Linked DNA regions of Homo sapiens: all the other regions are linked to region 1. The links are chromatin contacts, found by Hi-C or POLR2A ChIA-PET in ENCODE. All regions are on one chromosome and are shown on one strand. Each heading gives the region's core, a stretch centred on a gene start or an enhancer-like site at or near the end of the contact. The rest is flanking DNA. Distances are from core to core; before and after follow the strand shown.

The links. A loop is a pair of places that touch in the nucleus more often than their neighbours do. ChIA-PET counts read pairs that join two places held with the same protein, here RNA polymerase II (POLR2A). Pooled maps may share reads with other maps.
Region 2: a loop to region 1 is called in a map of heart left ventricle, with 7 times the contacts of the local background. The contact joins the promoter of LNCATV here to the promoter of B3GALNT2 in region 1. A Hi-C loop is called at or near these places in 1 of 168 maps with a recorded cell type or tissue (heart left ventricle), 3 of 37 single-sample maps with no recorded cell type and 9 of 50 pooled maps. POLR2A ChIA-PET finds 5 or more read pairs at or near these places in 1 of 52 experiments (activated naive CD8-positive, alpha-beta T cell).
Region 3: a loop to region 1 is called in a pooled map, with 4 times the contacts of the local background. The contact joins the promoter of LINC03108 here to the promoter of B3GALNT2 in region 1. A Hi-C loop is called at or near these places in 2 of 37 single-sample maps with no recorded cell type and 7 of 50 pooled maps.
Region 4: a pooled map shows a loop between it and region 1 (7-fold over the local background). The contact joins the enhancer-like site here to the promoter of B3GALNT2 in region 1. A Hi-C loop is called at or near these places in 2 of 168 maps with a recorded cell type or tissue (MCF 10A and PC-9), 1 of 37 single-sample maps with no recorded cell type and 7 of 50 pooled maps. POLR2A ChIA-PET finds 5 or more read pairs at or near these places in 1 of 52 experiments (activated CD4-positive, alpha-beta T cell).
Region 5: a loop to region 1 is called in a pooled map, with 5 times the contacts of the local background. The contact joins the promoter of GPR137B here to the promoter of B3GALNT2 in region 1. A Hi-C loop is called at or near these places in 1 of 168 maps with a recorded cell type or tissue (OCI-LY7), 5 of 37 single-sample maps with no recorded cell type and 11 of 50 pooled maps.
Region 6: a map of CD8-positive, alpha-beta T cell shows a loop between it and region 1 (8-fold over the local background). The contact joins the promoter of IRF2BP2 here to the promoter of B3GALNT2 in region 1. A Hi-C loop is called at or near these places in 9 of 168 maps with a recorded cell type or tissue (CD8-positive, alpha-beta T cell, Caco-2, K562 and 5 more), 16 of 37 single-sample maps with no recorded cell type and 20 of 50 pooled maps. POLR2A ChIA-PET finds 5 or more read pairs at or near these places in 3 of 52 experiments (CD4-positive, alpha-beta T cell, CD4-positive, alpha-beta memory T cell and Panc1).

Annotation. Positions count from the first base shown.
Region 1 is chr1:235,502,274-235,506,168 of GRCh38, reverse strand. It overlaps B3GALNT2 (beta-1,3-N-acetylgalactosaminyltransferase 2), which reads left to right and starts at 1,717. Exons shown (of 12, transcript NM_152490.5): 1 at 1,717-2,028. The coding sequence starts at 1,917. RefSeq lists enhancers at 1,119-1,238, 939-1,615 and a silencer at 1,549-2,188.
Region 2 is chr1:234,961,382-234,965,440 of GRCh38, reverse strand. It overlaps LNCATV (lncRNA negative regulator of antiviral signaling), which reads left to right and starts at 1,442. Exons shown (of 4, transcript NR_125945.1): 1 at 1,442-1,674. RefSeq lists enhancers at 1,794-1,843, 1,864-2,163, 1,477-2,676.
Region 3 is chr1:234,979,287-234,983,241 of GRCh38, reverse strand. LINC03108 (long intergenic non-protein coding RNA 3108) reads left to right here and starts at 2,466. Exons shown (of 2, transcript NR_186308.1): 1 at 2,466-2,586; 2 at 2,899-3,955. RefSeq lists an enhancer at 3,204-3,707.
Region 4 is chr1:236,094,771-236,098,791 of GRCh38, reverse strand. No RefSeq gene overlaps it. Among named protein-coding and RNA genes, the nearest start is that of NID1, 32 kb to the right of the region's middle. RefSeq lists enhancers at 1,036-1,538, 1,269-1,563, 1,539-2,042, 989-2,188. Within about 2 kb of position 1,427, at least 15 of the 41 ENCODE cell types and tissues checked have a DNase peak (open chromatin) inside an H3K27ac peak, as active enhancers do; they include PC-9, where a contact is called at or near this core.
Region 5 is chr1:236,141,221-236,145,302 of GRCh38, reverse strand. It overlaps GPR137B (G protein-coupled receptor 137B), which reads right to left and starts at 2,764. Exons shown (of 7, transcript NM_003272.4): 1 at 2,267-2,764. The coding sequence starts at 2,680. RefSeq lists an enhancer at 2,037-2,540 and silencers at 2,506-2,775, 2,846-3,025.
Region 6 is chr1:234,608,928-234,612,833 of GRCh38, reverse strand. IRF2BP2 (interferon regulatory factor 2 binding protein 2) reads left to right here and starts at 2,656. Exons shown (of 2, transcript NM_182972.3): 1 at 2,656-3,906. The coding sequence starts at 3,340. RefSeq lists enhancers at 72-131, 2,282-2,381, 2,484-3,181 and silencers at 1,432-2,031, 2,512-2,701, 2,762-2,861, 3,242-3,321, 3,562-3,841.

The sequences.
Region 1 (3,895 bases), core at 468-2,967:
TACTTTTTCTGGCAACCAATTATTACTTTCTTGCCTTTTCTTTTTATTTTTTTTTTGTTTGTTTGTTTGTTTTTGAGACAGAGTCTCGTTCTGTCACCCAGGCTGGAGTGCAATGGCGCGATCTCGGCTCACTGCAACCTCCGCCTCCTGGGTTCAAGCGATCCTCCTGCCTCAGCCTCCTGAGTAGCTGGGACTACAGGTGCCCACCACTACGCCAGACTAATTTTTGTATTTTTAGTAGAGACAGGGTTTCACCATGTTACCCAGGCTAGTCTCGAACTCCTGCCCTCAAGTGATCCGCCCACCTCGGCCTCCCAAAGTGCTGGGATTACACGCATGAGCCACGGCGAGCCAAAGTACTTTTTTCCCTTAAGCCTGTTTGAGTTGGGTCTTCTGTCATCCAAGACTTTTTTTCAATAATACAGTCACCTTCTGTTTCCACACTTGTGGAAACTTAAAAAAAAAAAAAAAAAAACCGCGGCCGAGCGCGGTGGCTCACGCCTGTAATCCAAGCATTTTGGGAGGCCGAGGCGGGCGGATCACCTGAGGTCAGGAGCTGGAGACCAGCCTGGCCAACATGGCGAAACCTCGTCTCTACAAAAAAAATACAAAAATTAGCTGGGCGCAGTGGCGGGCGCCTGTAATCCCAGCCACTCAGGAGGCTGAGGCAGGAGAATCGCTTGAACCCAGGAGGCGGAGGTTGCAGCGAGCCGAGATCGCGCCATTGCACTACAGCTTGGGTGACAGAGTGAGACTCCGTCTCAAAAACAAAAGCAGAAACAAAAACCGCCCCATAGCCCAGCCGCTCGTTCTCATCCTTCTCTCCCATCCTCACCCCAGTGCCTTCACCGCCCCGTCCCCGCTTTCCGGCTGCCTCGGCGCGGGCCTGGTGGGCCAGGAGGGCTCCCACCCGGGGCAAAGCCTCAAGACGCGGGGCCGGCGTTCTCCCTGGAAGGCTCGCTGCGGCCACCCTTCCCCAGGTCCCCGGAGCCCACGTTCTCCCAGCTCGCCCGGCTCCCGTTTCGCTCCCAGCTCCAGTATGAACCCGGAGCACGTGCAGTTCTACCCTGATTGGCTCGTCATCATCGTGTTCCACAGCCTAGTCCCCAGCTCGCTGTCTGTCACCCTGCGTTCCCAGAGCACAGAACCGGGCAAAGAGCCGGGAACCCACGGCACCAGAGCTAATCCCTGATGAGTCACCGCTCCAGGCGCGGACACTCGGGCTTCCTCGCCCCACTCTACGGGCCAAGGAGACGTCAGCAGGATCCCACCTCCCACAGCAGTCGAGCAAGAGAGCACGCGGAACAAAGGAGCTCTGCGTGATTTCACACAAGAGCCACTCGGATTTCCTTCAAATCTGAGGCAAAGCGCATTTCCCTTCGCGGCTCCGGGCAGCCTCCGAGCACCGGGTCTCCGGCACTACCTCCCCTGGGCCGTGGGGTGGCAGCAAACGTCAAGGGGGATGCGCATGCTCTGTGTGGGGCCTCGCCCTTCGCCCCCGCGGCCGCCGAGTGACGGAAGCGCGTGCTTAGGCTCATGGGAAATGTGGTTTCTAAACCGCGGGCGCCCCCTGCCTGGGCCCAGAGCGGGACTTCAGCTCCCGGCCGGCTGGCTGGCGCGTGTGGAAACGCGGGAGGAGAGGGCGGGGCGAGTGGGAGAAAAGGTGGGCGGAGCCGGTGGGAAGGCCAGGCGGAGGGGGCGGGGCTTCGGCCGGCTAAGCCGCGGCCACCCGCGGTCTGAGGGACCGGAGGAGCGGGGCCGGGAGCTGCGAGGAGCCCCCCAGACGTCGCCGAGCGCGAGGGCGGGCGTGCTCGGAGTGGTCGCTCGTCAGCCGCCGCCCCTCAGTCTCCGCACTTGCAGGTCCCCTCCCTCTCCGCCGGGACGCGGGAGAGCCCGGCTCGCGGCGGGGGCGGCCAATGCGAAACTGGCTGGTGCTGCTGTGCCCGTGTGTGCTCGGGGCCGCGCTGCACCTCTGGCTGCGGCTGCGCTCCCCGCCGCCCGCCTGCGCCTCCGGGGCCGGCCCTGCAGGTGAGGTCCTGGGGCCGGGCGGGTTGGCGGCCGCCGGGGGGGTGGGAGGCCCGGCTTGGTGCCGCGGGGCTTCGCCGGGAATTGTTGGAGGCGGGGGAAGGGCCAAACGCGACGGTCCCCAGACGAAACAAACGGCTCTTTTCATCCTTGGAGCGTTAACATCGGGCAAACTTGAGGGAGCTTTTCTCTTTTCGTGTCCCCGCCTCTTCTCACTTCCCCGTTTCCCTTAACGCCCGCAGAGCCGGCGCCCGCAGTTGCAAGTCCTTCGCCTGTCCCCAGGCCTGGTTAGTGATGTCCGACGCCGCCCGTTCGCCCGGGAGCGGAACCTCGTGTGCCCTTCAGCCGCCAGCGCTTTCTGCTTTGGGAGCTCTGGCTCTGAAGTTGTTTTCTTCCCCCCCAAGTTGTTGGTCTTTCTCGGTCAAGACTGGGGTTTTAGTGCCGTGGATAATGTGTGTGCGTGTTTTCAAAGGTGGCTCGGTTTTGCTTTTAAGGAATAACTTTGCTGTAAGAATATACTGTAGTTCGTATTCTTGGATTATGATGTAAGTCGGTTAAACAAATCTAGACATGAAATAGGGCATGGCCGAGAGTTGGAGTTGTTCCTGTGAGTTTGGATCGCATAACCTGCTAATGCAGTTTACATGGAAATATCAAATTCTTTAACGATCGTGTCCATTTGCTCTAAAACTTAATCTCTCGTAGGAATGAAACCTTTGTTCTTGTTTCGCGTCACAGCCTAATAGAATGCTTTACTTACGGTGCCCAGCGGATTGTTTTGTTAGTGGGTTCCACCACCCTGAACACTACTTTAGCTTTCCCTGTATCTCTTGTCTTCTTCTTTAAGGGCTTGCCCTAGAACATGAAAGAAACCTAGAAAGCTCTTTTAAATATTATGTAATACTTAATTTTGTAACTATACTGGGACTTTTTTCCCTTACCATCTCTCCCCAAAACAGCTGTTTTCTAATCCAAAAGTTCTTAAAATTAGAATTGAGTGTTTGCAGTTCAGCACTCTATGCCTTATAAGTAGAAAGTATTCGGCAATCCTCAAAACAGTCTCAGTTATATGAAATTATGTTGAGGTTATTTTGGTAACAATCTCTTTTCCTATTAGATCACTAGCTCTTTGAAAAGGATTTGTGTGACCTGAATAGAATTAAACACTATTTAAGTGATTTAATGAAAGTACAGTGTTGCTATGCACTTAACCAGTTGATGGGGTCAGGGTTTTGCTCAGTGTTTTTTAGGTTTTTGTGAAGTGAACTAAGAAGAGAACGCCATATATAAAAAATGCTTTGTAACAGCTGCTTGTGTGTTACAGGTTTCTCTCTTTTGTTATGAGTGAGCCCTGCTGGAATCTCCTTGTAGAGCGTCATTAAGTCTGTTTATGGCCTTAATGGTTGTTTAGGGTTCAGTAAAACAAACAAAAACTGAAATGTTAGTAGACTTCAAACTGAAATCTTAGTAGACTTGCTAGGCAGTTTTCTAGTTTGAGACAAGTTTTTCCTACTCCCTTACTGCACTTGAAGGATGATGCCTTTATCTGCCATCCAGTAGTTAGACCAGGCTAGATTAAGGAAATGAAGAAGTAGACCATAGAAAGGAACAGGGTAATAACGTAGGTAAGAAGATCAATACTAGTTATGTTAATTAACTTTGGCTTTGAATGAGTACTGTGTATCTGGTCAGATAATAAATGGGATTTTTTTTTAAGTTCCGGGATACGTGTGCAGGACGTGCAAGTTTGTTACATAGGTAAACGTGTGCCATGGTGGTTTGCTGCAGCTGTCAACCATCGATATTTTAATAATCTAAGTTAAACATGACTGGCCCGGCGCGGTGCCTCACGCCTGTAATCCCAACACTT
Region 2 (4,059 bases), core at 193-2,692, 540 kb after region 1:
ACAGTCCTGGAAGCAGGCCTGGTGGCACAGGCCTGGGTATGGAGTGTCAGTGGTGGCAGAAGAGGGGAGTCACTGTTTTCTTCATTAGTTAATGCCTCTCCCCTGGAGGGAGGGCAAGAGCTATGGTCTACACAGCCAAAGTGAGAGGGTGGTTGAGCAATTCTCCAGCAAACTCAGGCAAAATCAGGCAAGCATATTTAGGCCTAGAAGTCCTGGTTACCACAGCCTAAAGTGATAGGGACAGAAAGTGAAAGGAACAGAAAACCAGTCTGTATTTGTTTTATGTGAATTTTGGAGCAATGGCTTTTCCAAAGGAGGAAAGAAGAAGTTATTCTTTTTAAAACACAGTTGAAGAAGAGGATGCTTTTCCTATGGACATAGTAGGCCATTTACCAACGAGTTATTAAGATAAAAAATACCTACTGGGCCTGTGTAGGAAGCCTGGAATTCTCTTACTTTATTGTATTTTCCTCTAAGGATATATTGCGTTATTCCACAACAGGCTGGTCATAATCTTTGAGAGATTTACTTCTGAGACTTTTTGGTGTGGCTTCATTCACACTTCACATTTCCTAAGAGAGACAATTTTGGCTACTTTGAAAGAACCCTCCCTCAAACATAAACATCACAGCATCCTGACTTTAGAGTGTCTGTCTCAACATTTCAATGTTAGAAGGTTTATTGGAATGCAGACAAATAAAATAAGATAAATAAAATCTCAGTGTGCTTAAACTGAGAGCAGGTTCTTTTTTGGAAGATGTGCGTGTGTGTGTGTGTGTGTGTGTTGATGAGCTAAGTGTTGATTATAACCCAAAAAGACGGAAAGTGTGAGATTAGATAAGTGTCTGCTAGATCCATTATTGCTGTGTGCATTCTGTGAAATGGGCTTAGAGTTCACTGGTTGTAGCTGCAGGATAAAGTTCACTTGTTGTTTATTCTCAGTCTGATTAGGCCACCATTGAAAACAGAATGTGAACTACTGTCCAGAAGCCCTCTGTGAACTTCAGGTCTGCCTTAGGAGGGACGCTTCCAGCGAGGGAGCGCGTGATGAAGTCTGCAGGCATTGCTGGGGCAACGCTAAGTGGCCGCTGGCCAGGGTAGAAGTTAAACCAGGAGATGGCTGTCAAATGCAGTTGTTAGGTGTGGCACATCTTTCTCAAGCTGCTGAGCTGAGCAGGAAAGAGAGACGTTTGTTTATGGATTTATCTCATCTATAAGACACTCTTATTAGATGAACTCTATATCAGTTCTATGTAGAACTCTGTACCAGTTCTATAAGGCACTCTTTAATCTGAATCTTTTTATTTGCTCAAGAGAAAAATAAGTCTGACTTGCATCCCATTGAAGATTTAGATTGCACTGTTTACATCTTTCACCTGCGCCGCGGTAGCGTCCTCTACCGATGCTATCCTACGTTGATTTTTCCAGCAACCTGGGAAGCAACCTCATAGGTGGTTTGGGATGTCTTTTGGCTGTGCTTAAAAATTTCCAACAGATTTGCTACACATCTTAGGATAAATATGTTTCCTGTGAATTGTGATGATTTCTTACAGTACATTTGCAAGCATGTGTATGCATCTGCAGGAAACATAGCCTGGCTCTGTGAAGGAATACTGCTGTGACCGCAAAACTGTTTCTGTAGAATTTTCTCCGGTGTGGTCATCCTGCCTTCAGGTCAGTGAATAGATGGTGTTTGGACAGCGTCTGGCACAGATACTTTAACCTTAAAGCTTAATGTATAACTGGTATTTTTTCCCCCTTCTGTGTCAGCAATTGGCAACGGGACACTGTAAATAAGGATTCTGGTTTGTAAATGGACGTCTGTTCCTCCAGGGGAGGGGAAGGCTGGAGTAAGCAGTTTTGAAATTCATGCTGCAAGTGATAAGATAATTTGAGTAACCTGTAAGACCTGTGGATTCACAGGTTTCAAAAACAGGAAAGTCTCTTGTTTGAAAACCCTCTAAAGCAACATGTGGGCTTAGAAAAGAAGCCGGCTTGTGGTTTGGTGATTGTACTTCCTTATTGATATAATGGCCGCTGACGCAAGGCCTCCTGGGATTGCAGCGCGGTGACCGCAGGCCTGACGGTTACCCTGACCGGGTTCTGAAACAGCCCGGGGCTTTCAGCACAGATGAGAAGTCTAAAAATTTCCCTTTTCATTTCCTCTCTTGTGTGACTTTGTCATTTTTAAAAAAACTGGTCACAGAAAAGGGAATTTTGCCCATGCTTTTAAGGAGTTTATCTCGACTGAGTAGCTTCCCCGCCACTCCTCTAAAATCCCTCCTCAAAAACCCCAAGTTAAAAAAAAAAAAGATCTATTCTTGTAGATTTTTTTTGTGTGGGTCTATGTTTCATTCATCTGCTTTCAGGCTGGATTTATAACAAGCAGAACTTTTAAAACGGTATGATTTTAAAATAAAATTAAAAAAAAAACACGCTGAGATCTTTCCATAGCTTTGGCTTCTGGGAGTTGAAAGCGCAGGTACGTGCTACATCTTCTGGAAACCTAACCCTCGCACGCCAAGCGGGAGGCTCTTTTGGTCAAATACTCCCAGGACTTATGCTTGAGTTCTGAAATAAGTGAAAGCAGATGCCATTCCTGTGCGACATAGCTAACTGACCGCAGCCCAGAAAGTTCTGTTGGCTAGCTGTGTGGGGGCTGTCTTAAGCCCTGAAAACATTCTGCATCAGAACTCAGCTTCAGAAAGGGGTTCCTGCTCTCCTGTCTGCCCTGGAGATAGTCACGCATGACAGCTTGTGGGCTGACTGAGCATTTAGGCAGCTGCTTTTCCTCTCTCCCTCCAGGAGGAAAATAGAGCAAAAAGGTAGAACTTACTTCCACACCCAAGTTTCTCCTGAAAGCACTGTGCCTGTTTTGTTTGCTACACATCTTGGGTATGTATGTTTGCATCTATGCATGCAGGCATGCATGAGTTATTTATGTGTGTTATTTGGTCCAGCCTTGAAGCTCCTTTTATTTTTCAGTGAATTGAAAGAAGGTAACCTTTGGATGTATATATTTTAGTGCTCCAGCAGATTACCAGTGAAACATGCCGACTCTCACCAAACCACCCCATGTTGCCAAATCTTCTCTCTTGGCCCTGATGATGTGCAACTTAAAACCAAGGTCCAGGTTGACTGCACAGCAGAGTTTACTGTTCGCTCTCTCGCTCTCTCTCCTCTCTCTTTTTTTCTGTAAGCCCAATAAATCTGCCCTATCACGTCATTGAGGCCACAAGGAAATGTAATCCTGCCAAGTGTGGGAGTTAACAAAAACTGCCAAAGTCTTAAGGTTGCAGAGAGAGCAAGAACCACTTTCTGGGTTACGCATGTCTACTGTGTATGTGCAGGGGTGCCATGTGTATGTACCGCGTGTGTGTGTGGGTACTGTGTGTGTGCATGGATGCTATGTGGATTCACCATGCACTACCATGTGTGCATGAGCACCATGTGTGTACACTGAGAGTGTATGTGGCTAGCAGGTGTGTGTACTCTGTGTACCTGAGCACTGTGCGTACCTGTGCACTGAGCCTATATATGGGCATGTGTTTATAGCATGTATGCATGTGTGCTATGTGTATATACCATGCACTTGCACACATATACTGTGTGTGCAGCACACCAGATGCCACAGATATGGTGGCGGGAGGGTCAATGACAGGGAACTGGGGGGAGGCAGGTGTGAGGCAGGCCTGCTTGGGAACAGGTAAATCACTTAAGGATGCAGTGCTTTTCATCTGCTTTGCTGCTCTTTTCCTCTTAAGCAGCATGCGCTGAGATTGCAGAAACCTGAAAGATAGGGAAAGTGTGTATCCCATCTCCCCTTCCTGCCTGACTCTCAAGTAAGTTTTCTTTAAGTATCTTTTTTCTTCAGCTTCAGGAAAAAGAGGACCTTAGAACTGAAGGAGCAAGATTCCAACATCACACTGTTTTTGTTAGCTGTGTGTGTGTGTTTCCTGTGTATCCAAAAGACAGAGGAGATGAAAAAGCAAAAGAAAAGAAACGAGGAATCAGATTGGAAAGAGTATGAGTTTGTACTTATGAAATAAAACTTTTATC
Region 3 (3,955 bases), core at 1,217-3,716, 520 kb after region 1:
GAACATGTAAAACTTATCTTGCACAGATATGATCTGTTAGGCAAACAGCTTTTAGATTTGTGTTGCATTTGGTTTTAAAATGAAAAGAAATGTGTGTATATTTTCTCTCTTTTTAAATTTTTTTTTTTTTTTTGAGACAGAGTCTTGCTCTGTTGCCCAGGCTGGAGTGCAGTGGCATGATCTCGGCCCACTGCAACCTCCGCCTCCCTAGTTCAAGCGATTTTCCTGCCTCAGCCTCCCGAGTAGCTGGGATTACAGGTGCATGCCACTGCGCTGGGCTAATTTTTGTATTTTTAGTAAAGACGGGTTTTTACCATATTGGTCAGGCTGGTTTCGAACTCCTGACCTCAGGTGATCCACCCACCTCGGCCTCCCAAAGTGCTGAGATTACAGGCGTGAGCCACCACGCCAGGCCAATGTGTGTATATTTTCTGACTGTAAGTATGCTTCATATGTATTGTAGGCAATTTTAAGACATACAGAAAATGTGAGGAAAGTAAAAATCATCCCCAAATCCCACTCTGCAGAGGTGACCACTGTCAACGATTTGATAAGCCTCCAGGTGTCTCTTTTATGAATACGCCCTCACAACAACATTTTTACATAAATGGGCTGCAAATGTTGTATCAGCTCCTACTTTTTATCTATCAGAATGATCCATGTGAATATCTTCCTATGGCTTTGGATGTAGATTTCCAACATTATGTTTAATGGTTGCATAGCATATGATTAAACATACTATAAGTCACTGACTCAATCACTTCTAGGTTGTTTCAGCTTTATTTATTTTTTAGATTTATTTGCCACACTGTGATGACTATCTGTGCAATTTTTTTCTGGTGGCTCAACTGAGAATAAATTCCTAGTTTTAAAATTAAGAAGACAAAGAGTACTCATGAATAATTTTAATGTACAGGGTCAAATTTCTCCCAGAAAATGTATAACACTAAACATCTACCAATAATAAGGAGAGTTCCCATTTCCACACTCTCTGGCCAACACTAGCCATTGACAATATTTAAAGTTTTGGCCAATCTGATAGGTTAAAACTGATGTTTTATTGTTGTATTGATTTGCCTTTCCTAGATCATTTTACTTTTGAATGGTACTGTTTATGGTTAAATAGAGGCAAAAATAATGACTTCATATGAGGATATCATTACTACATGAGGAACTAAGGCTGGCATGAAGGCAGACATATGTTATTCAGAGAGCCATGGTGCCAGGTGCCTAGCACAGAACAGTTTGATAACCATTTGAGGGTAATAATATTTTGTTGATTGATTGATTTATGGACTCACCGGTGACTACTTTCAGGAACTGGTTGAATGGCATCTAGAAGCCTGCATGGCTCTGGTCATAAAGGATGACAGGATGACATTTGCCTATAACTGCAAGGCCACTTGCAGGCAGAATGCACGTCCCATGTCTTGTTGATGTCTGTGCAAGATCCACCTGATCTAATCTACCTGACCTCCCTGGCTCAAGGGATCTTCTTGCTTCGGCCCCACAAGTAAATGGGACTAAAGGCATGTACCACCAAGCCTGGGTAATTTTTGTATTTTTAGTAGAGACGGGGTTTCACCATGTTGCCCAGGCTGGTCTCGAACTCCTGGACTCAAGCGATCTGCCTGCCTCGGCCTCCGTAAGTGCTGGGATTACAGGCGTGAGCCATGGCGCCTGGCCTCCCTTGGTCTCGAATGGGTCTCCCCATTTCTTTCCTTTCTGGGATAGGAAGATGACAGCTTCACTTCAGCCAATGTCACCAAGAATTTCTCTCCCTTCCGAGATTGGAAGGTGACAGCTTCATTTCAGCCAATGCAACCAAGAGAGGCTTCGGGAAAGTCAGAAGATGGCTAACGCTGCCTGTGACCTAGTGCAAGGGGGAACTGGAAGCCCCCAGGGACGATGGTGGAGAAACTGAGAACATGGGGTGGCAACTCTGCCCTGCCAGCCTCCGTGGTGGACTCTTGCCACGACGAACAGCCAGGGTGGGAGAGGCCCACTGCAGGGAGCTACTCCTTCCAGGCCTGGTGCGCAGTGGTTTCCTGCCTTGCTAAATGGCCGTTGCTCGGTGGTGATGATTCATGGCATTTGGAAAGTGTGGCTGTGTTCTGAACAGGGAAGTGAAAAATAACACAGCCAAGGTCAGTGCAGGACAGGATAGGGGCTGTTACAAAATGTGCAGTTTTACTCTGAAAAATGCAGGGGGTGGGGAGCCACAGTAAACTCGGTCCTGGTGGTTCACACCGCGTGCGTGGCGCCCTGCTTGCTCTCCTTTACAGCATCAACTTTTCCGAGTGTCAGTCACTAATTTGTCCCTTGGAAGCGGCTGCTGGTCTTGGCTGAGCGGCTGTGGGTAGGAGGAAGTGGATGCGTGATTCAGTGAGTGTCTGCTTCCTCTCTGACTCAGGATTGGATCTGTTTCTGAGGGTGGTGCCAGGGGGCACAGTGTGGCTTTAGCTAGATTCTTTGAACTTGGAGTCAAACCTGAGGCTCTGACCCCTTGTAGCCGCTGGCCCTCCCTTGACCCCTTTGGATGAGTGAGGGGGCTCAGCTGGACCCTATGACCTTGCTTCACATTGGGTAAGCCTTCTGACCTGAGGCCTTCCTGTGGTTTCAGCTGAGAGAGGCTAGTGACATAGAGAGCCGAGGCAAATCCTGGATCTGTGCCTGCCTCAAGAGCTCCCTCCTTTGTGGGAGTTGCATTTGGGGGAGCAGCATAGTTCTCAGGGGCTCCACCTAGGCAGGCGCTAGACTGATGGAGGAGGCAGTTGAAGGAGGAGGTAGTTTTCTTGTGGTCCCTTTGTCTATTTAGCCAATGATACGATAGGAGAGGGTCAGGTGGGGAGCTGAGACATTCCGAAGTGAAAAGTCAGGATTGGCTTTTTCTTCTAGAGCATGGAGTTTTCCAAGGATCTGTCACTAGTGTGCCGTCTGAACAGACATCGCTGCTGACACCTAAAACCTCTTCTAAGAAACACTCCAATTATTCAGATAATTGCTTGTGCCTAAGACTGTATAACCTAAGAGTCGGGTGCAGGCTTGATAAAGAATTGGAAGCCCTCTGCAAAACTGCTACAGGTGTTCTGTGTTCCGACGCCCTCCATCACCTTGGACAGGGGTTCTTCTTCCGGCCCAGTCTCTCCCATTTCCTCTTTTCTCCCTCCATCTCCTCCCATTTGCTTGGCCAGAGCAGAGGCTCGGCTGGTCTAGTTCAGGTAGGATGGCCAGCATCCAGTCACTGCCATATTCAACAAGGACTTGAGAGCTTCTAGAGAGAGAAATGCAAGTCAAACCAGCCTGGGCTTTTAAAAGGGGGCTTTGTGTGACCCTGGACACCTGCAACTGGGAGCCAACACTGCCACGTGCTCTCTCTTTTCTCACGCCTCAACTTCCTCTGAATACTGATCTAAATCTCTTTGCTAAGCTTCCTCTCTATGGCAGGTAATGTGCACGATGGCAGCTTTTGCTTATTGTACCTCATGACTTCACTGCCAGAAAGGGACAGAGAGGGGCCTTCACGGCCTTCACTGGGGCCAGGTGACCATCATTGGCTCAAACACTGCGGCTTGGGAAGAGCTGAACTGATGCCTGCTCACATCTGGACTCTGATTTGTGCTAGGGAGGGGGTACTTTCCAGAAGAAGGGGCCCCTGTCCTGGAAGACATACAATGGAGCCCACCACCGTGGTGCTGAGAGCTATTCCCAAGTCCTAGGGCGCAGTGGGCCCTCCTCCTTCGCCTCTGCTTCCCCTGCCTGGCAGTGAGGGGCATGGCCTGGGGGAGGGGTGACATCTGTCCACAGAGCCCATTGTTTTTTGGCTTGAAAATCCATAGGAAAATGGGGGTTTTTCTCAGCTCCCTTTTTTTGGAGTGGGGGCAGCAGCCGTGTGATTTTCTGAGTGGAATGCCTTGGAGGATCTAAGCGGTGAGTGAAGGAAGAACAAAAGAAC
Region 4 (4,021 bases), core at 178-2,677, 590 kb before region 1:
CAAATGAGGAAACTGAGGCAGAGGTTAGGTAACTTGCCCAAGATTGCACAGTGAATAAGTGGGGGAGGCAGGATTTGAACCCAGGCAGGCTGCCTGCCTCAGAGTCCTTTTCTTTAGATACTATGGTAGCCACATCTCTGCATGATCTCATGTGACTTGATTAGCTTAACACAGCTTTTTCAAAAACTAAAATTTCTTTATCCTCTCCCTATTCCTAGTTTCTCCTTCCTTTCTTCCTTCCTTCCTTCCCTTCCCTCCTTCCCTTCCTTTCCTTCCTTCCCTTCCTTTCCTTCCTTCCTTCCTTCCCTTCCCTTCCTTCCTTCCCTTCCTTTCCTTCCTTCCCTTCCCTTCTTTTCCCTTCCCTTCCTTTCTTCCTTTCCCTTCCTTCCTTCCCTTCCTTTCCTTCCTTCCCTTCCCTTCCCTTCCCTTCCCTTCCCTTCTTTTCCCCTTCCCTTCCTTTCTTCCTTTCTGATGGAGTCTCATTCTTTCGCCCAGGCTGGAGTGCAGTGGCACAATCTTGACTCACTGCAGCCTCCGCCTCCCAGGTTCAAGAGATTCTCCTGCCTCAGCCTCCCAAGTAGTTGGGATTACATGTGCACACCATCACACCCAGCTAATTTTTGTATTTTTAGTAGACATGGTGGGGAGGTTTCGCCATGTTGGCCAGGCTGGACTCGAACTCCTGACCTCAAGTGATACACTTGCCTCAGCCTCCCAAAGTGCTGGGATTACAAGTGTGAGCCACCGCGCCTGGCCCTATTTTCATTTCTTTCTAATAGTTAGTGCTCTCTCTATCTCCTGCACTTGCTAATTCACATATATTCTCCCTTCAAATCTGCCTTGACAGCCTTCTGTTTTCAAGGGCCTCACAGCTACCTGGTTCCTTCTCTCAAAAGTTCCCTCTTCTGCAGGTAACTTCTCACTCACTTCCCTTGGACCACCCCTCTGTCTCTGTTAGTGTGAGGTGGGTTGTGTCCAGGGCCATCCACCAGAGGAAAGGGGAGAGAAGCCATACTTCTTGGGTCCAACGGGAGTCAAGGAGATCAAGGACCAGGTGTTGAGACCCGTATTTTGGTTTGGGAGGCTACAGGCAAGGTAGAAATGGAAGGCTGTTCTTGGCCGGGCACAATGGCTCACGCCTGTAATCCCAGCACTTTGGGAGGCTGAGGCAGGTGGATCACCGGTGAATTCCACAGACACTTAAAAGCAAAAATAATAATTTGTTGAATACAGTGAGTTCTAAATTTCTCTTCAAAGAATCAGTATGTCAGTATGTTCAGTTCTTTGTTCTCCATTTTAAAGTTGAACTTCCTCGTTCTCCTCAGCCCTAGTTTCACTAAACAACCTTTTCCAACAGTTCTAATCAGTAGTTAACGTCTATTCCCCTGGTCACCTGCTCCATTCTGAGTCACCCCTGGTCACCTGCTCCATTCTGAGTCACCCCTGGTCGCCTGCTCCATTCTGAGTCACCCCTGGCCACCTGCTCCATTCTGAGTCACCCCTGGCCACCTGCTCCATTCTGAGTCACCCCTGGCCGCCTGCTCCATTCTGAGTCACCCCTGGCCGCCTGCTCCATTCTGAGTCACCCCTGGCCGCCTGCTCCATTCTGAGTCACCCCTGGCCGCCTGCTCCATTCTGAGTCACCCCTGGCCACCTGCTCCATTCTGAGTCACCCCTGGTCACCTGCTCTGACCTGAATCATCCTGAGTCACCTGTTCTGTAACCACCCTTCCCACCAAACTACTCACCCCGCCACTCTGGCTCATACCCCTGCTCTCTTTAAAGTAGCCAATCGGAATTAGCTTAGACTGTGCAGTCCAACCCTAGCCAATACGGGAACGACGCATCAGTAGGGGCTACCTGTGTCAGGAATCAGAACCCCTTCCCCTCCCTTGTTCAGGTGTGCTCTGGCCATTGCTCCATCTGCGAGTCGCACCCTTCTAGAGAAGTAAAATTGCCTTGCTGAGAAAATTAAACTTATGTTTGAGTGCTATTTCTTTTGCAGCACCAAAAATTTATTTACAACAAATTCTACACAAATTTTTCCAGAAACTGGAAATGGAGAGCTTATGTTACCCAATTTTAAGATTTACTAGAAAGATACAATAGACGTGACAGGGTGGTATTGGTAGAAGAATAGACACGAAGATCAATGGAACAGAATAAAAAGTTGAGAAACAGCTACATGGTCAATTAATTTTTGATGACGACCAACATAATTCAACATGGAAAGATGGTCTTTTTTGAAAAAGAAACATTGCTGCTTTGTGGATGAAGTGGATGTTCATACACAAAAATATCCTTAACTTTTACTTCACATCATAAAAATGTTTAACTCAGAAAGGGTCTCAGACCTAAATGTAAGAACTAAAACTATAATATTTTTAAAACAGAGGTCATCTTACTTTTTCTTAAAGGGCGAGGTAGCAGATGTTTAGGCTTATGGGCCATGTGGTCTCTGTCATGACTACTTAACTCTGTCATAGCACAAAAGCAGCCATAAACATTACAAAAATGAAGAGTATGGCCATAATCCAGTAAAACCTTATTTAGAAAAACAAGCCACTGGCCCACAGGCCGTAGCTTGGTGACCTCTGTTCTAGAAGAAAACATGTAGAAAATCTTTGCGAGGTTGGGTTAGGCAAAGATTTCTCAGAAGTGAGTTTTAATTGTATTTGAGATTTGTTTTAATTGGGTATGGTAAGACATGCAGATATGAAAATAATTGGTATAAAGGAAAAGGTTTTTGTTATACTCAGTCCCTAGAGACAGGAGGCATGGCACTCCATGCAGGGCCACAGGGAGAAGTACTCAGGTAAGACAGCAGGCTGGGGTGATGGGACCTGGGGGCAGGAGCCTTTATCATGGTTTTCATGGGAAGAAATAGATGATGCAATATAAGCAGGCTAGTCAGGGTTAGTATTGGGCAGTTTGAACAATTTGGTGGCTCTGGGTCACAGGGACTGTCCCTAGTTGTCTGGTACCAGGTTCTGGGGTGACTAGGGCAGGTAGATAGTGGCCCAGAGTGTGGGAACCCACTAAGGGAAGTGGCTGGGGGTGTGAGCTCTGGATTGATTGGTTTGCATATGGAAGGCATGCTTGCAGGCATGTCCTTTGCTATCTCTGGGAATTAGCTTACCCCGCCTGGGAGGGGCAGCCCCTCTTGGCTCAGCAAGGTCTCAGATGTCAGAGCATCAACAATATCAAAAATAAGAAAATGTAGTTAATACAAATGACTCTAAAAGCACAATTCATAAAAAGCAATCAATAAATGGGTCATCATCAAAATTTAAAACTTTTGCTCTTCAAAGTACACTGTTGGCTGGGCACAGTGGCTCATGCCTGTAATTCCAGCACTTTGGGAGGCTGAGGCAGGAGGATCATTTGAGCCCAGGAGTTCGAGCCAGCCTGGGCAGTATAGCAAGACCCCAATCTCTACAGAAAAAAAATAGCTGGGCAAGATAGCATGTGCCTGTAGTTCTAGCTCCTTGGGAGGCTGAGGTGGGAGGATGGCTTGAGCCCAGGAATTTGAGGCTGCTGTGAGCTATGATCATGCCACTGCACTCCAGCCTGCCTGGGCAACAGGGTGAGACCTTGTTTCAAAATAAAAGTACACTGTTAAGAAAAGAAAAAAGCAAGCCATAGAATGGGAGAAAATATTTGCAAAATATGTATCTGTTAAAGGAGTTGCACTCTGAATACATGAAGAACTATTACAACTCGGTAATAAGAAGCCAAACAAACTAATTTTAAAAAATTTAAAACACTTTAAGTGTTGGGGAGGAGGTGAAATATTTGAATAGACATTTCACCAAAGAAAATATACAAATGGCTAAGGAAATCAACATCATTCATCATTAAGAAAATACAAATCATGGCCGGGCATGGTGGCTCACACCTATAATCCCAGCACTTTGGGAAGCTGAGGCAGGCAGATCACCTGAGGTCAGGAGTTCGAGATCAGCCTGGCCAAAATGGAGAAACCCCGTCTCTGCCAAAAATTAGCTGGGCATGGTGGTAC
Region 5 (4,082 bases), core at 1,515-4,014, 640 kb before region 1:
TTTAGGTAATTCCAATGGTTTGTGTAAGAGAAAGAGGGGGTGAGCGGGAGAGGAGGAGAAGGGAGGCAGAGCTGGGTTGGCGACAAAAGGCTTTATAACTCCCCAGAAGTATCACAGTTTTGTCACTAAGCCAGAAATGGCTTTGTTCTGCCAGGCTCTGAGATGCCAGCACTCAGAGATGGAGACATGCCACCTTCTCCAGCCAGCCACCCTGTGCCCTCAGGCGAAAAGCCTTTGCTGTGGTGCCCGCAGACCTGGGAGATATAAAGAGTACAGGGCCGTGACTTTGGGCCCCTGGGCCGGAGTGGCTCTGTCTGCCTGGTCACTGTTTCCCTTGCTCAGCATTTACTCACCAACCAGCAGATGGTGCAGAAAATGTGCAGCCCGGCCCCTAATCCGGCTCTAAGTTCAGAATTTGCATGTGATTACCAGAGAGCTGTGGCAGTTCCCTGCATTTTCCTCTTCCCCCACTGCCCCCCAAAAAGGGGACAAATATAAAGAGCTCAACGTGCAATACCACCATTGTCACAGTTCTTAGGGTAACATCACCTCACCTGTCTTTTGCATCTTGCTAGAACCACCTCATTTCAATTACAAAACCCAAGTGTCTGTGCAATGCAGCCGACTGCCTGAACTGGTTTGCAGGTTTAAAGGTTGTACTTGGACAGGCAATACGCATTACTCTCCGACCGGAAAATATGCTGATGCGCTGGACTTACAAGAAGTCTGAGTGTAGACCCATTTTTAAAAGATTATACTATCTACAAAATATCACATATGCTATTTTTTAGCCAAAAGTACTTCTTCCATATTTTCAGTCAGTGGCTTCCACTGTACCAGAGCAATCCTTTTCCTACTTTGTTTTTTTTGTTTGTTTGTTCGTTTGTTTTTTTGAGACAGGATCTAGCTCTGTCACCCAGGCTGGAGTGCAGTGGTTCAATCTCTGCTCACTGCAACCTCCGCCTCCCGGGCTCCGCCTCCCACCTCAGCCTCCTGAGTAGCTGGAACTACAGGCGGGCACTACCACACCCAGCTAATTTTTGTACATTTTGTAGAGAGGAAGTTTCGCCATGTTGCCCAGGCCGGTCTCAAACTCAGGGACACAAGCGATCCTCCCGCCTCCGCCTCCACAATGCTGGGATGACAGGCATGCGCCACCGCATACGGCCTCTTTCTTTTTTTAAATAAGTGACTTTTTCTCAAAAAAAAAAAAAAAGACACTTAAAAGGAATGAGATGCCTGCTTGCACAGGGTTTCTGCCCATCCGACAGTTCTGAAATTACCCTCACCAGGTGACACCGTTGACGCCTTCCCCTTCGGCAGAGTCCTAGTGAAAATGGACATCTTAGTGCTTGGAAAGCTAATGGGAATCAGAGATGATGATGACGATGATGACGGCGGCACCGCGTTATTAAACCTTTGTGCAACGCTATACAAAGTATTTGCAAAGTGCTCAACAATTACTGCACTTTCATTAAGTCAACCATCAGCAGTAAAGCAGCAGCCAAGTTAATTCACATACTCTCCCATTAGCTTATTTAATAATATGCCCCATAAAGTGATTTTTGTGTGGCTGTAAAAGAGCCCCAGTCAGCTTTTATGGCCTTTTCTTGGGGCCTCTCAGATGAGCTCAGACAGTAACTCTGATGAGCGGCAGCAGCTCGGAGCTGGGTGTTACCCCAGCCTGCTGTTTAGCAATCCGGTGGAATGAGTTAGTAAGCCGCAGTTCTGTAGAGCTCCTAAGCCGGAGGTTCAAAACATCTCATCAAAACCAACATGGTCTCACCCTGCCAACGCTCAAAACAGCAGTGTCAGGCCCAAATCTGGAGGCCAACGTGCAGAAGACCTTTCCAGGCCGGGAGTTAGGTGCCTGGGGAGGCAGGGCAAATTCTAGAGTTCAGGCCTCCCTTGGGGGCACACCTTCCATCCGTACTAACTGGCGTGTGCAGGCGCTGCTGCTTCGCGCTGCGCACGGAGAAGCGCCCCGAATCCACCGCACGATGCGGAGCCAGGGGCAGCGAGTGAGCGGCGGCCTCCAGCCCTCCCCTGCCTTCTCCTTGCCCCTTTTGGGAATGGCAGGGGGTTTCCTATGACAAATGCCCGCAAACAGGACAGGGTTCGGACGACCCCAGAGCCGGCGCCTTCTCCCTACACTCTCAGCCCTAGGGCCGGACCCGCCCCCGCGGCTGCCATCGCCCCTGCCTCGGGCGCCCCGCGGGGACCACCCCGCCAGGTGAGCGCCTCCAGGAGCCTCTCTGAAACTCACCTGCGTGAAGTACAAGTTCATCAGCGTGAGGGTGAAAAACTGCAGGCACACAGGGAAGCAGTAGAGCAGCCAGAAGACGAAGGGGCTGAGCGAATTGGCCGCCACGAAGTCTTTGAAGTAGAAGGAGAAGAGGACGGTCCGCAGGGAGGCCCAGAAGAGGCAGAGAAAGAGGAAGACGCTCTGGTAGCTGAGCCGCTTGTGGCGGTAACGCAGCACCAGCCAGAGCTGCACGTAGATGAACACGAAGAGCAGCGCGTAGAACACGGTGTAGACGACGGTGAGGCCAAGCTTCACGTAGGGGGGCACGGCCGGGGTCAGCGTGGGCGGCAGCGAGTCGTTGCGGGCTGGGTCCCACGGCGGGGTCTCCATCGGGCCGGGGGCGCTGCCGCGCGGCCGGGGACGCTCGGGCCTCATCGGGGCTCACGGCCGCCGCCGCCCCCGCGGGGGTCTCCGCGCATCGCGCTCAGCCTGCAGCCCCGAGACTGGAGGAAAGAAAACAAGCCGCACTTCCTCCCCCGGCACCACATGATTCACTGGGACGGCCTTTGTCTGCGATTGGCAGCGCCGCGCCCGCCGCCCCCGCGCGCCGACCGGCCCCGCGCGCCCCCGCCCCGGCCCGCGCGCCCCCGCCCCGGCCCGCGCGCCCCGGCCCGCCCTCCCCCGGGCACCGCGCGCCTTCGCCCCGCGAACCCCGGCCCGCCCTATCCTCGCCACCGCGCGCTCCCGCAGTGCGCGCCCCCAGAGCCGCACGCCTCCTCCCGGCCCCCTCCCCATCCCCGGGGCCGCGCGCTCCCAGACTGCGGGCCCCCAGAGCCCCGCGTCTCTTCCCCCCTTCCCGCCCCCTCCCCATCCCAGGGGCCGCGCGCTACCCGTCCCCGGCCCCTTCCCCATCCCCGGGGCCGCGCGCTCCCGCACTGCGCGCCCCCAGAACCGCGCGCCTCCTCCCCGGTCCCGGCACCGCGCCGCGCGCCCCCAAAACTTCCCAGCCGCGCCCCGCGCCTCGGGGGATCGCACTCGTGGCCTCGCGCATTCTGCTGCTGATTGCTTGTTTTGCAGAAGTTAATTCCTTTATTTAAAAACAAATTTAAAAAAAAAACTTTACAAGTCCTTTCCGTCCCCCCCTTTAAAAATAAAACTTTACGACTCTGTGGCTATGAACTGGCCGGCGTCTGGAATGATGTTTATTTCTAAATGCAGACATGCCAAAGACAGGGTTCGTATTTTTGAGGTCAAATTTGTATACTGAGTGAGGAAATAGACGGTGCCTGCGGCTGCTGCCTCCTCTGGGATGCAAGCTGGGCTGTTTTCTCCCGGAGAGCCTCACGCGCTCCCAGCGCCTCACCTCCCAGCGATGTAGCCGGTGCCGGGAGGCGCGCGGGCCGCGGGTCAGTGGATGGAGCCCACTGGGCTTCAGAGAGAAGTGGGGCAGCTGACGGCACACGGCCCCCCTTGTCCGATCCAACCCATGCCGAAGGAGGGTCTGTCCCCGCCACCCGAGAGCCCTTCTCTTTTGCTTTTGCTGAGCAGCTCGCTCCTCGAGGCTGTACAGCGACTTAGTCTTTGCCCCGGGGCACCACGCCACCCTTGTCTTGGGAGAGCTGGGGAGTGCTCTGGGAAAAGAGGGAAAGCCGGGCGCCCTCTGGAAACATTGCTGGGCAAGCGGTTCTGGTAAACAGAAGAAACTCGGATTTCCGAGGCTCCAGTAATTGTGATTTCTTTTCTTACTCCACTTCGTGCCTAATTGTGTGTTCTTTTTCCAAAAGACGGCCTGGCATATCCAGAATCCACCCTAGCTTTTGCTCAGAATTACTTAGTG
Region 6 (3,906 bases), core at 1,407-3,906, 890 kb after region 1:
ACATGATGAACTACAATTACAATTCCTGCCTTGTCTCTGCGAATTGCAGACGCATTGCCTCACCCTAGAAACCCTGCTCCTGTGTGTGGAGGAGGCGGCTGTAACTGCTGCAGCAGCCGCTTTGGATGGGATCCAACTCCAGTCTGTGCCGGGAGGGAGCGGTGGGTGGAAGACAAAAACAAAGCTATGTTTACTTAGCATACATCGATAAAGCTGCTTCAGAGCTACATGAAAGGCCAGGCTGCATGAAAGACTTCTGATACAATATAAGGAATTGCTGCCCTGAATCCAGCCTTAACCCCCTTGATTCCGGATCGAGCCCAGAACTAAAATAGCCCTTCCATTTTCCATCGGGCATTTCATTAGGGAAGTTACAACAACTCAGTTTCGACATGAAACTGGCAGTGTAAAATAAGAAGGAAATGCTCTTCCTTTGGAGAAGAAAAGCTCCGTTTTGCAAAGATCTTAGTATCGTGGCAGAATTTCTATCTCTAATTCTATTTTAGGATGGAGTGGCAGGCTCTCCCCTTGAGGCCATTACAGTACCAGCTTGCAGAGAAATGAGTATAATTAGGCCACAACTCTAATGGTGAGTTGTGTTTTCTTTTAGTATGTTTCAGTCAATGCTTAGTGGGGCCGTCTCTTGGGGGCGATGAGTTGGTTCATTTCTCTGCAGCACAAGGACTGGACTTCATCCCCTTTGGGCAGTGACGCAGTGGGTGAAGGCATGTACTGGAATGAGTGTCACAGGGTCTCTGAGGAGGGTGACCAAAGGGACAGGTCTTGAAAGCGGTGTGCAACAGCAGGGCCTGGGAGTGACCAAACCCGCTGGCACCAGCTACTCCCGGGAAGGATCTGGACAGGCCCCATTCTCCCAGCTTGGAGAGGGTGAGGCAGGATTGCAATTGCAGGGCAAGATCCAGGAACAGATGCAGAGACCTTTAAAACAGGCGCACCTTCTATGGAAATCCCCAAAAGACATTCAAGGTTAGCCTGTAAAAACATTTAGGTCTGACATTACGTTTTCTGTGCCATTTTCGAACAGGTTTTTTCATGTGTTTTAAGCAGCTCCCTCCACTGTTTCTCTAAGGGTGTTTTTCCTCTTCCTTGTGGTTAATCCTTTGAAGCAACCTGGTATTTTCAATAGCAACGACTAGAGAGAAACGTCAGCATGATTTTTTTTTTCTCTCCACCTACCAATCCAGTTGTAGGAAAGATAATATAATTAGTACCCTGTTCTTCCCACACTTAACCAGCTCATTCCAGTCTCAAGGGAGAGTTGTGGGCCTGTGTTCCCAACAAAAGCAGCTCCAGAGGCCGCCCTTAAAGAGCTTAAGTGTAAAAGTCCCAATTGAAGAGCGACTAAGCCTACGTGTATTAGGGAGACTAACGACCAGCCCAAAGTGATTTACCATAACACACACTAGCTCCTCCTCCCGATAAAAGTGCGAAACTCAAACATTCAATTCAGTCTGGGCTGAGTCTGAGGCTGCCAACGGTGGCAGACCTGCAGGCCGGGCTCATCCCGGCCTGGGTGGCATATAGGGCAAAAGTCCGCCTCCGTCGGCGGCCCGCCCTGCGGGACGGCGGGCCAGCCAGCCAGCCGGTCGCCCCCACGGCCCTCGGGAACCTCGCGGAGGCGAGCAGGACCCCCCCCCCCCCCACTCGCGCCCTCGCCTCCCGCCACCTCGAGTCCAAGTTCGGGCCCGGGGGCGGCGCCTCGACGCCCAGACTCGCCGAAGGGGGTGGAGCCTGCGCTGTGACGCGGCCGCGCTGGCCGTAGACCCCGGATCCCTGGAATGTGCATTCGTTCCACGAGGCCCTAGTGCCAGCGGCGCCGAGGCACGTCTGCGCGGAGCGTGCGCACTCGCGGCGGCGGCCGCCCACGGCCCCGCGCCCACGTCACGCGCCCGCCGCGCATACCTACATAAGGCAGCCGGGGCGACTGGCGCGGCGAGGCCCCCGATGAACAGGGCGGGCTGGACGGGGCTAAGAGCGGCACTTGGTGTTCGGGAGAGGCTAGTCCGAACCGCGCTCCCTCCCCTCCAGAGGGCTCCGTGGAAAACGCGCGAGCCAGCTGGCGGCGTGTGCACGTGGTGCTGGGCTTGGGAATATTCACAGTCTCCCTAGTTAGTAAAAGGGACAGGCGGGGCGTATGTCCTTTCCAAGACAAATGCAAAGCACCAGTGACGGATTTCATGCTATGTGTCCGACATTGAGCTTTCAAGTATAACTCCTAAAAAACCAGAACTGTGAACCACGCTAGACCTAAATTCCCCATTCTCAGGAGACTGACGGAAACCAAGTGACAAAGTGTCCTTGCATAAAAGAAAAAAAATGATTTTTAGCACGATTTGGCCCAGAGGCACACCAGAGGAAAACATCCTGAGGGTGGTCGGGACAGCCGGGTGGGGCGCGAAGTGAGGGAAAGTGGAGGAAAAGCACTCGATCACTTTGCGCGGTGTTCCGAAGGGAACACCGGCGCTGCGCTGCTGCGCTGCCCCGCGGGCGGGCGGGCGCCGCGTAGCCGGCTCTCCCGGCAGCGCTCCTTCGGCGCGCGGGGGGAGGGGGAGCGCGCGCGCGGGAGGGCGGGCACGCGCACGAGGGGAGGGGGCCCGCGCAGGCGCCGTGCGAGACTGTCGAAGAATCAAGTCTGTAGAAGTGGAGCGGTCGCGGCGGCAGCAGCAGCAGCGACGGTGGCGGCGGCGGAGCTGAGGCGGGCTGGCCGCTGACGCTGGCGCTGGAGAGCGGCGACGCCAGGAGCTGTGAGAGAGCGGCGGAGCGACCCGGGGCCCGCGCCGCGCCCGAGCTCCACGCCGCCCGGCCGCCGCCACCCCGGCGCGGCATGCCCCGCCGCTCGGGCTGAGCCTGCCCCGGCGGCCGCCCCCCGCCCCCTGCCCCCCCGGCCTCCCCGCCCCCCGCCCCGCACTCCGTGCCGGCCGCCGCCGCGACCTGCTGCGCTCCCCCGCGCCCGCGCGGCCCGTCTTCGCCCCGGTCTGGAGGCCCGCCGCGGCTCCGGCCGAGCCCCCACCGCCGCGCCCGCCGCCCCGCCGCGCCGCGCCGCCCGCCCGTGCCCGGGCCGGCCGGGGGGAACTGCTGCCGCGGCTGCAGCCCCTCACCTCGCGCCCGCCGCCCCTCGTGCACCGGGGGCGCTGCGCGGGCGCCGAGCCTTCGCGGGCTTTGCCGCCGCCGCCGCCGCCTTTGCGGCCGCCGCCGCCGCTGGTGGGGGAGACGCGGGGTTGGGGGGGGAGGAGGGCGCGCGTGGTGCCGGTGGGGGGCGGCGGCGGCGCCCCCTCCTCCTCCTCCGCCTCCTCCTCCGGCGTCGCGGGCTCCTCGGACATGGCCGCGGCGGTGGCGGTGGCGGCCGCGTCCCGGCGGCAGTCGTGCTACCTGTGTGACCTGCCCCGCATGCCCTGGGCCATGATCTGGGACTTCACCGAACCCGTCTGCCGCGGCTGCGTCAACTACGAGGGCGCCGACCGCGTCGAGTTCGTCATCGAGACGGCGCGGCAGCTCAAGCGGGCGCACGGCTGCTTCCCGGAGGGTCGCTCCCCACCCGGCGCCGCGGCCTCGGCCGCCGCCAAGCCGCCGCCGCTCTCCGCCAAGGACATCCTTTTGCAGCAGCAGCAGCAGCTTGGCCACGGCGGCCCCGAGGCGGCCCCGCGCGCGCCGCAGGCCTTGGAGCGCTACCCGTTGGCGGCCGCGGCCGAGAGGCCCCCGCGCCTCGGCTCTGACTTCGGCAGCAGCCGCCCGGCAGCGAGCCTGGCCCAGCCGCCGACGCCGCAGCCGCCGCCCGTGAACGGCATCCTGGTGCCCAACGGCTTCTCCAAGCTAGAGGAGCCGCCCGAGCTGAATCGCCAGAGCCCGAACCCGCGGCGCGGCCACGCGGTGCCGCCCACCCTGGTG